Linked DNA regions of Homo sapiens: regions 2 and 3 are each linked to region 1. Evidence: chromatin contacts called from ENCODE Hi-C or POLR2A ChIA-PET data. All regions are on one chromosome and are shown on one strand. The core of a region is the stretch at or near the end of the contact, and the rest is flanking DNA. Distances in the headings are between cores, read along the strand shown.

Region 1 (3,208 bases), core at 178-2,677:
GGAGTGCAGTGACATGGTCTCGGCTCACTGCAACCTCCGCCTCCCAGGTTCAAGCAATTCTCCTGCCTCAGTCTCCCAGGCAGCTGGGATTATAGTTGCCCGCCACCACGCTCGGCTAACTTTTTGTATTTTTTGTAGAGATGGGGCTTCACCATATTGGCCAGGCTGGTGTTGAACTCCCGACCTCAGGTGATCCACCCGCCTTTGCCTCCCAAAATGCTGAGATTACAGGAGTGAGCCACTGCGCCTGGCCTGCCCCGTTTCTTTCATGCCAGGGCTGGATTTCCTTCAGATCTGCTGCTTGATGTTTCCAAGCCCACCAAAGCCTCCTGACACCAATACTGTATTTTTGTGCCAATTAATTGTTCTGTCTCTCCTCCAAGTGTTTGTGCCTTTTCTCTGCCCCTTCCCCATTGCCTTGACATTTTATGTCTATGCTCCTCTTCCATGAGGGGAACAGCTGGTTTGATGGTCCTTCAAATGAGAGGAAGGAGGTTCTAGCTTGGGGTGTGCCACTTTGTAGTTTTGTGACTTCTCTGAACTTCGGTTTCTTCATCTTTACAATGAGGGTCGTTTTCTCATCCTAACTATTTTTCAGAGCTGTCACAATAATTAAAAAAAAACATACCGTTAATTTAAATTTCTAACCTTTAGCAGTTTCTGAGTGCTTTCACAAACCTGACCTCATTTAATCCCCACATACTCCAGTGAGGTAGATATGGCTAATGTATCCAGTTTACAGAAGAGGAGAAACAGGGTGAAGTAACTTGCCTAAAATCATACCAAGTGGGAGAAGACCAAACCTGGCCTTCTAATTCTAAATCCCAGGAGTACTCCATCTTTCGGGAAAAAAATCCCACCCCAGCACAAAGCCTATGAAATGCTATACAAATATGTGATTACTACTTTGGGGCAAGGATGAATAAGCCCAAAGAAGCATCATGCCTGACGCTGAGTTGGCTGGCCGGTGAAGGCGTCTGTCCCTTCCCTTGGTATCCCTATGACTTACCTGTTGGACAGGTAGGGGGAAGGGGAGAGTAATGAGTCTCACCTGCTCAGAGCAAGGGTGGGGCAAGACACACCCCATCCCTTCCATTGGTTTTTTCCTTAGTCTTACTGACAGAGCCTTGTCCAATCAGGAGGAAGTAACTTTCTATCTGCCAATAGATGCAATGTTAGGATGAGACCTCAAGTTAGAGTCCATCCCTAGAGCCGACTGGCAGTCCCCGGGGCCAATGGCAAGCGGATAAACAGAGGCGGCCGTGGAAGAGGACTGGAGGCGAGGCTCCGCCCCTCCACGGGACAGTCAGGCGAGATAGCCAGTGAGCTCGCACCAGAGGGTGGGCGTCTCCCCCAGGGGCGGAGCTTCGAGGTGGCGAGGGGCGTGGCTTGGCTGTCAGGTCTCTTCGCCTTTTGTTCGGTTACTGAGTTGCTGCCTTGGCCAGAGTCCGGAGCAGCCGCCGCCCGACCACGCCGAGCTCAGTTCGCTGTCCGCGCCGGCTCCCACCCCGGCCCGACCCCGACCCGGCCCGGTCAGGCCCCATACTCAGGTGCGGGCTATCGGGGGCGCAGGTATCGTTGGGGACAGAGGGGTGGCGAGCGGCCGCGGGGCCGGTCCCAGCCGTCCCTGGGCAGGTGAGGGCCGGTGCCATCGAGCGCCACCCTGCACCGGCGGCAGGGGGCGCGCTGGGGTCCTGGGCGCGGCGACTTGGGGGTCGCGCGGTTCGGGCCGAGCGCGCCTCGGAGCTCCGCGAACCAGAGATCTGAGCAAGGCGGGGAGGGATCCGGACAGGTGCCTCCGGGGTCGCGCCTCCCCCGGGGCCCGCGCAGCTCGCCCGACGCCGCGTCCCTGACTCTCGCCCTGGGCTGGCGGGGGAGACTTTGCTCTGCTTCGACTGCGTCCCAGGGCTCACGCTGCAGTCAGGAATTTACCGTTTGGGGAACTTGCTGCCGCTGGTCTCTTTGGGGCCACCCTCACCCCACCCCACGCGTCATCCTCGCTTTCCCTCCCTCCCTACTCCCCCAGGCCTGGGTGGGGCCCTATTGTTTGCGCCCAGCTTGCCCAACTGTGGGGGCCGAGCGCACATTTTCCCAGCGACTCTGGCCCCACCTGCCGAGCAGGTGAGCGCACGGAGTCCAGAGGCCCTGCCCTCCAGCTCCCAGAGCCTCGTCGATACTACCTGCGGCGCCTCCCTCCACGCCGGTGGGAGCCCGGCTCTGGCTTCTTCAGCGGAGGTGGGATGGAGTGACTGGGGGGTGCAGGGCTCGGCTCAGTGTCCAGCTGGTGTCTGGCACCCGTGGCTCGCCCTGGGGTCTGGGGGGTGGGGTCTGTGCACGGATGAAGAATTCAGGGTCACCTGGCCCAGTTTCCAGTAGCTGTGGCTGCCAGAGTGTTGGTAGGGGAACAGGACCCGTCTTCTCTAACCTCTTATTGTTGGAAAAAATCACCCAAAACAAACTTTGCAGGAGGAAGTATTCACAGCAGCTTTATCTGGGGGTTTTCCCGTCTCCTTGCCCAAAACTTCCTTTAGGCTTAGGGGGTCCTTCCTGGTGCAAAACCCCTTCCCCCAGCCGGCCCCTGGCTGAACCTGGGCCGGTGCCTGGGCTCCGACCCTGTCTTCCCTGCCCCCACATTCATCCTGTTCGCTGGGCCCCAGGGGCCTGAGGTAGGGGCCGGGGTGGGGGGTGGAAAGTGCTGAGAGGGGAAGCAGCTTCTTCCTTCTCTTCCTGCCTCCTGGGACCACCACACCCCCTCAGACAAGGCCTGCGTAAGTGGTTGTCTCTCAAGCTCTGCCCCCTCCCCAGGAATGGGGGTGGGGCAGGGCTGGGCCAAACTGAGGAAGGTGGGGGGAGTGGTTGTTCTTGTCTTTTTTTTTTTGCCTCTACCCCATCCCCCACATTACTTAGCTGGCTGGTTATTGAGGCAGAAGCGCATGAGGCTGTGGGACTTGCCTTCCATTTGATTTCTGAATTGTGAAGGTGCATGCTTTCTGGAGGCCTGCACAGACCTTTCCCACCCGCTTTCCTGAAAGAATTTGACAGGGAAAGTGAGACCGCAGGAAGGCTTTTTGGGGGAAGGTTTCTTCAATGCTAGACTCTCTCAGGCAGAGCTGCATCGGGCCCCCTGCCTTCCCTGCTCCCAATTTCCTGAGACCGCCCCCCCCCACCCAGAATTGGGGATCTTGATCAGGGTTTGTACCCCGGTTTA
Region 2 (3,208 bases), core at 425-2,924, 400 kb before region 1:
ATAAAGAGGGCTGGGCGTGGTAGCTCACGCCTGTAATCCCAGCACTTTGGGAGGCCGAGGCGGGCAGATCACGAGGTCAGGAGATCGAGAACATCCTGGCTAACACAGTGAAACCCCGTCTCTACTAAAAATACAAAAAATTAGCTGGGCGTGGTGGCGGGCACCTGTAGTCCCAGCTGCCAGGAGGCTGAGGCAGGAGAATGGCGTGAACCCGGGAGGCGGAGCTTGCAGTGAGCCGAGATCGCGCCACTGCACTCCAGCCTGGGCGACAGAGTGAGACTGTCTCAAAAAAAAAAAAAAAAAAGAAAGAAAAGAAAAAGAAAAGAAAATGAAGAAAGAGAGAAGGCCAGGCATGGTGGCTCATGCCTGTAATCCCAGCACTTTGGGTGGCTGAGGCAGGCGGATCACCTGAGGTCAGGAGTTCCAGACCAGCCTGACCAACATGGAGAAACCCTGTCTCTACTAAAAATACAAAATTAGCCAGGCATGGTGGCGCATGCCTGTAATCCCAGCTACTCAGAAGGCAGAGGCAGGAGAATTGCTTGAACCCTGGAGGTGGAGGTTGCAGTGAGCTGAGATTGCGCCATTGCACTCCAGCCTGGGCAACAAGAGTGAAACTCCGTCTCAAAAAAAAAAAAAAGAAGAAGAAGAAGAAAGAAAGAAAGAGGGAGAGAGTGAGAGAGAGAAAGAAAGAAAGAAATGCAGGAAGGAAGGAAGAAGGAAAGAAGGAAGGAAGAAAAAAAAAGCGGGGGGGCCTGGTGCAGTGGCCCACGCCTGTAATCCCAACACTTTTGGAGACTGAGGTGGGTGGATCACTTGAGGTCAGGAGTTTGAGACCACCCTGGCTAACATGGTGAAACCCTGTCTCTATTAAAAATACAAAAATTAGCTGGTTGTGGTGGCGTGTGCCTGTAATTCTATTCAGGAGCTATTCAGGAGGTTGAGGCAGGAGAATCGCTTGAACCCAAGGCGGAGGTTGCAGTGAGCCAAGATGACCATACCACTGCACTCCAGCCTGAGCAACAAGACCAAAATTTAGTCACACACACACACACAGAAAAGAAAGAAAGAGAAATTGGGCTTGGTTTTGGCTTCTTACCTCCCACTGTCTAGGCTGAGTTTTCAAGGTTTTCCATCTCAGAGGCTAGTGGAAAGGGCAGAAGGGAGAAAAAAAGCTAGGGGGAGGGGGCAGCTAAGGAGCCTTTCCATGAAGGAAGAAGGTCCTGGAGCCTGACAGTCCCCAGGAGCAGCGACAAGAAGCAGGGGAGGGAGAGGACTGCTGCTGGCTGCTCCACCCCCCACACACATAATGTGGGGTCTCGCGTCTGCCTCTCTCCCGCCCCTAATTAGCAGCTGCCTCCCTCCATATTGTCCCAGGCCAGCGCCTCTTTTGTGCTCCCAGATTCCTGGGTGCAAGGTGGCCTCATTAGTGCCCGGAGACCGCCCCATCTCCAGGGAGCAGATAGACAGACAAGGGGGTGATCAGGGGCACAGTGATCCAACCCTGGCCTCTGAACGCCGCAGCGGCCATTCCTTGGGCCCAGCCTGGAGACGGCCCCCCTGCAGCAGGCTAATCTTAGACTTGCCTTTGTCTGGCCTGGGTGTGGACGCAAGTGCCTGTCAATTCCCCGCCACCTCAGAGCACTATAAACCCCAGACCCCTGGGAGTGGGTCACAATTGACAGCCTCAAGGTTCCTGGCTTTTTGAACCACCACAGACATCTCCTTTCCCGGCTACCCCACCCTGAGCGCCAGACACCATGAACCTTCCTTCCACAAAGGTAAAGATCCAGGGATGGAGGGGTGACTCACCATCCCAGAGAAGCAAAAAGAGTGCTTGCTCAGAGGGCTGGAAGAAAGGCCAAAGGTGTCTCCACTCTTGGTCTTTTCCTGGGTGTGCTCTGAGGCAGGAGCACCTGCCTTGGCTCACATTGGGTTGGGTGCTGTTTTGCTAAGAGCCTGTGTTTGCTGAGCTCTATGTGTCAGGTGCTCCGTTTGCACCTGTCATCTCTTGTCATCCTCCCAACAGCCTTGCAGAGTAGAAATTATTTCTAGTATACCCAGTTTACAGGTAAGGGAGCTGTGCCCTCTGAAAGGGCAGGAAACTGGTTCAAAGCAACGGAGTTCAGTCACTCCTGCAAGGGGGCAGGCAGATGAGAGAGCATTCTGGAGTCTTGCTAGTTCCTGATTTCCATGTGTTTCCCTGCTGTGGAGAGGAAGTTGGGGGGACTCAGTAGGGCCCGGGTTTTTCCCAAGTTTACAACTTCTGCTGCAGACAGACACTCCTGTTTTCAGGTGGAGTGGCAAGTGCCCTAGTGGTGGCACAGTGGCCTAAGTCTCCAGAGAAAAGGGGGATTCACTCTGCCCAGGGGGTCTCAAAAGGCTTCCTGGGGGAGATGCTCTGCTGGGTCTTGAAGGAGGAGCAGGGAAAGTAGGCCGATACCAGCAAGGGCGCAAAGCAAGGAGAACTAAGTGACAGCCAGAAAGGAGTGCAGGCTTGGAGGGGGCGCGGAGCCAGAGGGGCAGGTCCTGGGCGTGGGAGCTGGTGGCGGGCGCCGTGGGAAGACCCCCCCAGCGCCCTGTCTCCGTCTCCCTAGGTCTCCTGGGCCGCCGTGACGCTACTGCTGCTGCTGCTGCTGCTGCCGCCCGCGCTGTTGTCGTCCGGGGCGGCTGCACAGCCCCTGCCCGACTGCTGTCGTCAAAAGACTTGCTCTTGCCGCCTCTACGAGCTGCTGCACGGCGCGGGCAATCACGCGGCCGGCATCCTCACGCTGGGCAAGCGGAGGTCCGGGCCCCCGGGCCTCCAGGGTCGGCTGCAGCGCCTCCTGCAGGCCAGCGGCAACCACGCCGCGGGCATCCTGACCATGGGCCGCCGCGCAGGCGCAGAGCCAGCGCCGCGCCCCTGCCTCGGGCGCCGCTGTTCCGCCCCGGCCGCCGCCTCCGTCGCGCCCGGAGGACAGTCCGGGATCTGAGTCGTTCTTCGGGCCCTGTCCTGGCCCAGGCCTCTGCCCTCTGCCCACCCAGCGTCAGCCCCCAGAAAAAAGGCAATAAAGACGAGTCTCCATTCGTGTGACTGGTCTCTGTTCCTGTGCGGTCGCGTCCTGCCCATCCGGGGTGGCAAAGCGTCTTGCGGAGGACAGCTGGGCCTGGAAGCCCGGCTGTCGGGCACCAGCCTTAGCTTTTGCGTGGTTGAATCGGAAACACTCTT
Region 3 (3,208 bases), core at 241-2,740, 260 kb before region 1:
CTGTTCCGCAGCAAAATGCCATCCAAGAAGACCTACCCCCAACCTGACCCTTTCAGGGTGCAGAATTCTAGACCTGAGGGCTGTGTGGTGCCACTCGGGGGCAGCTGTGGGGGCTGCAACATCTCCCTTCATTTGAGTGTAGCCAGGAGTCAGGCGGCCACACGTGTGTGTGCATGTGATTCGCGCTCCATCCCAGCAGCTCTGGGGCTGGGGTTCACAGTGAATGTCAGAGGCAGACGGTGGGTGGCACAGAGCAGTGCTGCATGGAGGATGCTGGGGCAGAGGAGTTCCCAGCAGCCACTGGTGGGGCTGGGACCTCAAATCAACATGCACCCTAGGCCTTTTGCAGAAGAGCAGCGTACCCAATTGTGAGGGGACTGGAAGGCATTTCTGGGTGACTTTGTGCTGTCTGGAAGGGGAGACTGGGTCATTGTCTGGACATGCCCTTGATCCACAGCAGCAGGCCAGCCCCCTCTCTGAATGGCCTCCACACCTAGCACCTCATTTGGTCTTCAGACCCATTTCTGTCCTGCCCTAGCCTCCTCCCCAAGTTGTAATTCCCACTTTACAGATGAGGAAACAGGCTCATAGCTAAGTGTCCAGTCCAAGGCCTCAGAGTTAAATATAACTGGAGCTCCATCCCAGGCCTCTGGACTCCACACCTCCACGTCTGCACATTCCTCTTGCAGGGAAGCTCCTCAATTCACCTCTCAGAGTAACGCAGACCGGGATGAGGGTCGGCTGTGTATCAGAGTTTTAGAAAAAGGTCACGCCAACCTCCCTCCCTCTTCCCCACTCTGTCAACCCCACTGCAAATAACTCACTAGGCTAAAACAATAAGCTTCCCAGTTCCAACTCCTCCGGAGGAGGCTTCCCACCAGGTGGGAAGGTCAAAATCCCCAGCATTCCCCTAGAGCCATCCAGCATCAGGCACTGCCCCCACCCACCCCAATTCTTCATGAACCTGCAGCGACCTGTCAACTTCCAGAGGAATCCTTGCTCTGCCATCCCACGGCCTGGAGTGCCCTTCCCCTAGTAAAAGTTCACTTACCCAGAATGCTGCGAACCCTAATTGACCCGCCCTGCAGACCTTCAGCTGGTCGCCCGCTCCTTCGTGATCCCAAAGCACTTGCTTCCAAACTCTCAGAACACTTTGCAGCCTCTACCGCGCTCTACCTGTCTGTGGCTTAGGCTGTGAGCCCCTCGAGGAACCCCGGATACATGCGCGGACCGAATGAACCCCGGCACCGCGCTGCCTGCGGTCTAGCCTCTGGCTCCTGCTGCCGCGCGTGGGGCGGCAGGGGCTGGGGGGTGGGGCCGGGGCCGGGCTGAGCGCGCTGGGCGGGAGGCGCCGCAGGTGGGCGCGGCCAGGTGAGCCCCGGGGGCGCCGCCCGCCCTGCCCGGGACCCTGGCCGGCGCTGGCTGCTGGCGCCTCTTCGCCCCCGTTGCCGCTAGTGGCTGCTGTCGCTCCGTGGAGCCCAAGGAGACCGCGGCCAGAGCGTCCACCGCCCAAGATGGTGGCTCCTGTGTCTCCGTGAGTGCGAGCGGACGGGGCGGGGGCGCCAGGCCGGGCTGGACGCCCCCTCCCGGAGCGGGCGGGACGGGCGGGCGGAGGCTCAGTGCCTCTGCGGGACCCACCGAGGGCTCTGTCACCGCGCGCCCCCCAGAGGAAGTTCCTCAGCCCTCCCCGTCCCAGCCCCCGGGAGGATGCGTGAGAAGAGGTGCAGGGGAGCCCCTTCTCACCAGGGCTGTCAGAGCAGGGGGCGCCCGGCCCTGTCTGCTGAGTGCTGGACTTCTCTTAGTGGGGTCCCAAAGCAAGGGGCCCCCAGGAGCCCGGGGAGGAGGCTCGGGACCCACATTCTGGGGCCACATGAATACTGTTTGAGGCTTACATGCCTTGGGGTCCTTGTCAAGTTGTTCCTGCTCCCATCCGGCTGGTCAGGGTGTGGAGAGAAATGAGAGGAGACCTGTGTCTGCAGCAAGTGTGCCCTCCTGGTCAGCCTTGGTCACAACTGGACCCATGGAGTTTTGTTTACACCTCACTCCACTCAGCCTGTTTCCTTGAGGTTGAGGTGGGGAGAATGTCAATGGAATTTGACCTGTTTATAGCAGCTCTGTCCAATAGAACTTTCTGGGATGATGTAAATGTGCTGTCCAATGCAATAGCCACTAGCCACATTGGCTACTAAGCACTTGAAAAGTGCCTAGTGTGAGCTGAATGCTAATGTTTTATTTAATTCTAAGTAATTTAAACAGCTGCATTTACAATAGCTGCAGTGGCCAGTGGCTGCTGTGTTGGACAGAGCCGTTTTAGAATCTCCACCTTCCTGGGCTCTACCTACCTGCCTTTTGTTCTGCAGAATGGGCAGGATAGGCAGCTTCGATGTACATGGAAAGGATCTGACAAAATTCCAGAAGGGCATCACCTTGCTTTTGCACCCCTCTGCCCCCATTCTGAGATCCTGTGCATAGTGGGCTGGGCAAGGTCATAGAATCACAGGATCTTGGGAGGAAAGGATGTCAAAGGCAGCTGTTTTAATCACCTAAAAGGTGCCCAAGGGCTGGCTCCACTGCCCTCTCTGCCTGGGAACCTGCTCTTTCTTATTCACTGCCCAACTGTGTGGTGCACTTGCTGGGTGTCAGGCACTGTACCCATCTCTGGGATTCAGACATGAAGAAGTTAGTTACCTTTCCTGCCCTCAGGGAACGTGCATGAGAAGGGGGGTGGAGAGAGGATGAAGCAAGAGAACTACACAGATAGAAGCAGAGATTTGTAATCTGTGGAGCATGGAATGGAGAGAACAAACAGGGAGCAATGACAGAAAAGAAGGGACTTCCTGGGAATGGATGGTTAAGCTAAGGCCAAAGGGGAAATGAAACAGGCCAGGTAAAGCATTGGGAGGGCAGCTGGGAATATTCTGGAAGAAGGGACAGCACGGGCAAAGGACCCGGGGGATGGGAACCTGGCACTCTGGAGGAACCCAGAGAGAAGGGTGGTGTTACTAGGAAGGAAGGGAGACACAAGTGGCCACCAGAGAGGTCAGTAGCCCTGGGCATTTGGCAGACCTCAAAGGAATTCTGGCACTGGCCTTAGAGGAGTGGGTGGTTGTGGAGGGGTCTAAAGCAGTATTTTTGTTTTTTTTTTTTTTGAGATGGAGTCTTGCTCTGTCTCCCAGGCTGGAGTGCGGTGGCATGATCTCGGCTCACT

The links. A loop is a pair of places that touch in the nucleus more often than their neighbours do. ChIA-PET counts read pairs that join two places held with the same protein, here RNA polymerase II (POLR2A). Pooled maps may share reads with other maps.
Region 2: a loop to region 1 is called in a pooled map, with 5 times the contacts of the local background. The contact joins the promoter of HCRT here to the promoter of JUP in region 1. A Hi-C loop is called at or near these places in 2 of 50 pooled maps. POLR2A ChIA-PET finds 5 or more read pairs at or near these places in 3 of 52 experiments (A549, HEK293 and WTC11).
Region 3: a pooled map shows a loop between it and region 1 (2.7-fold over the local background). The contact joins the promoter of C17orf113 here to the promoter of JUP in region 1. A Hi-C loop is called at or near these places in 1 of 50 pooled maps. POLR2A ChIA-PET finds 5 or more read pairs at or near these places in 2 of 52 experiments (BJ and HEK293).

What each region holds. Positions count from the first base shown.
Region 1 is chr17:41,784,930-41,788,137 of GRCh38, reverse strand. JUP (junction plakoglobin) reads left to right here and starts at 1,427. Exons shown (of 14, transcript NM_002230.4): 1 at 1,427-1,550. RefSeq lists silencers at 1,459-1,758, 1,923-2,135.
Region 2 is chr17:42,183,918-42,187,125 of GRCh38, reverse strand. It overlaps HCRT (hypocretin neuropeptide precursor), which reads left to right and starts at 1,674. Exons shown (of 2, transcript NM_001524.1): 1 at 1,674-1,781; 2 at 2,598-3,066. The coding sequence starts at 1,761. The coding sequence ends at 2,972. RefSeq lists an enhancer at 2,098-2,899 and a silencer at 2,751-2,970.
Region 3 is chr17:42,048,883-42,052,090 of GRCh38, reverse strand. C17orf113 (chromosome 17 open reading frame 113) reads left to right here and starts at 1,490. Exons shown (of 3, transcript NM_001358661.2): 1 at 1,490-1,534. The region is part of intron 2 of ZNF385C (zinc finger protein 385C); the gene reads left to right. RefSeq lists an enhancer at 211-712 and silencers at 1,332-1,401, 1,482-1,681.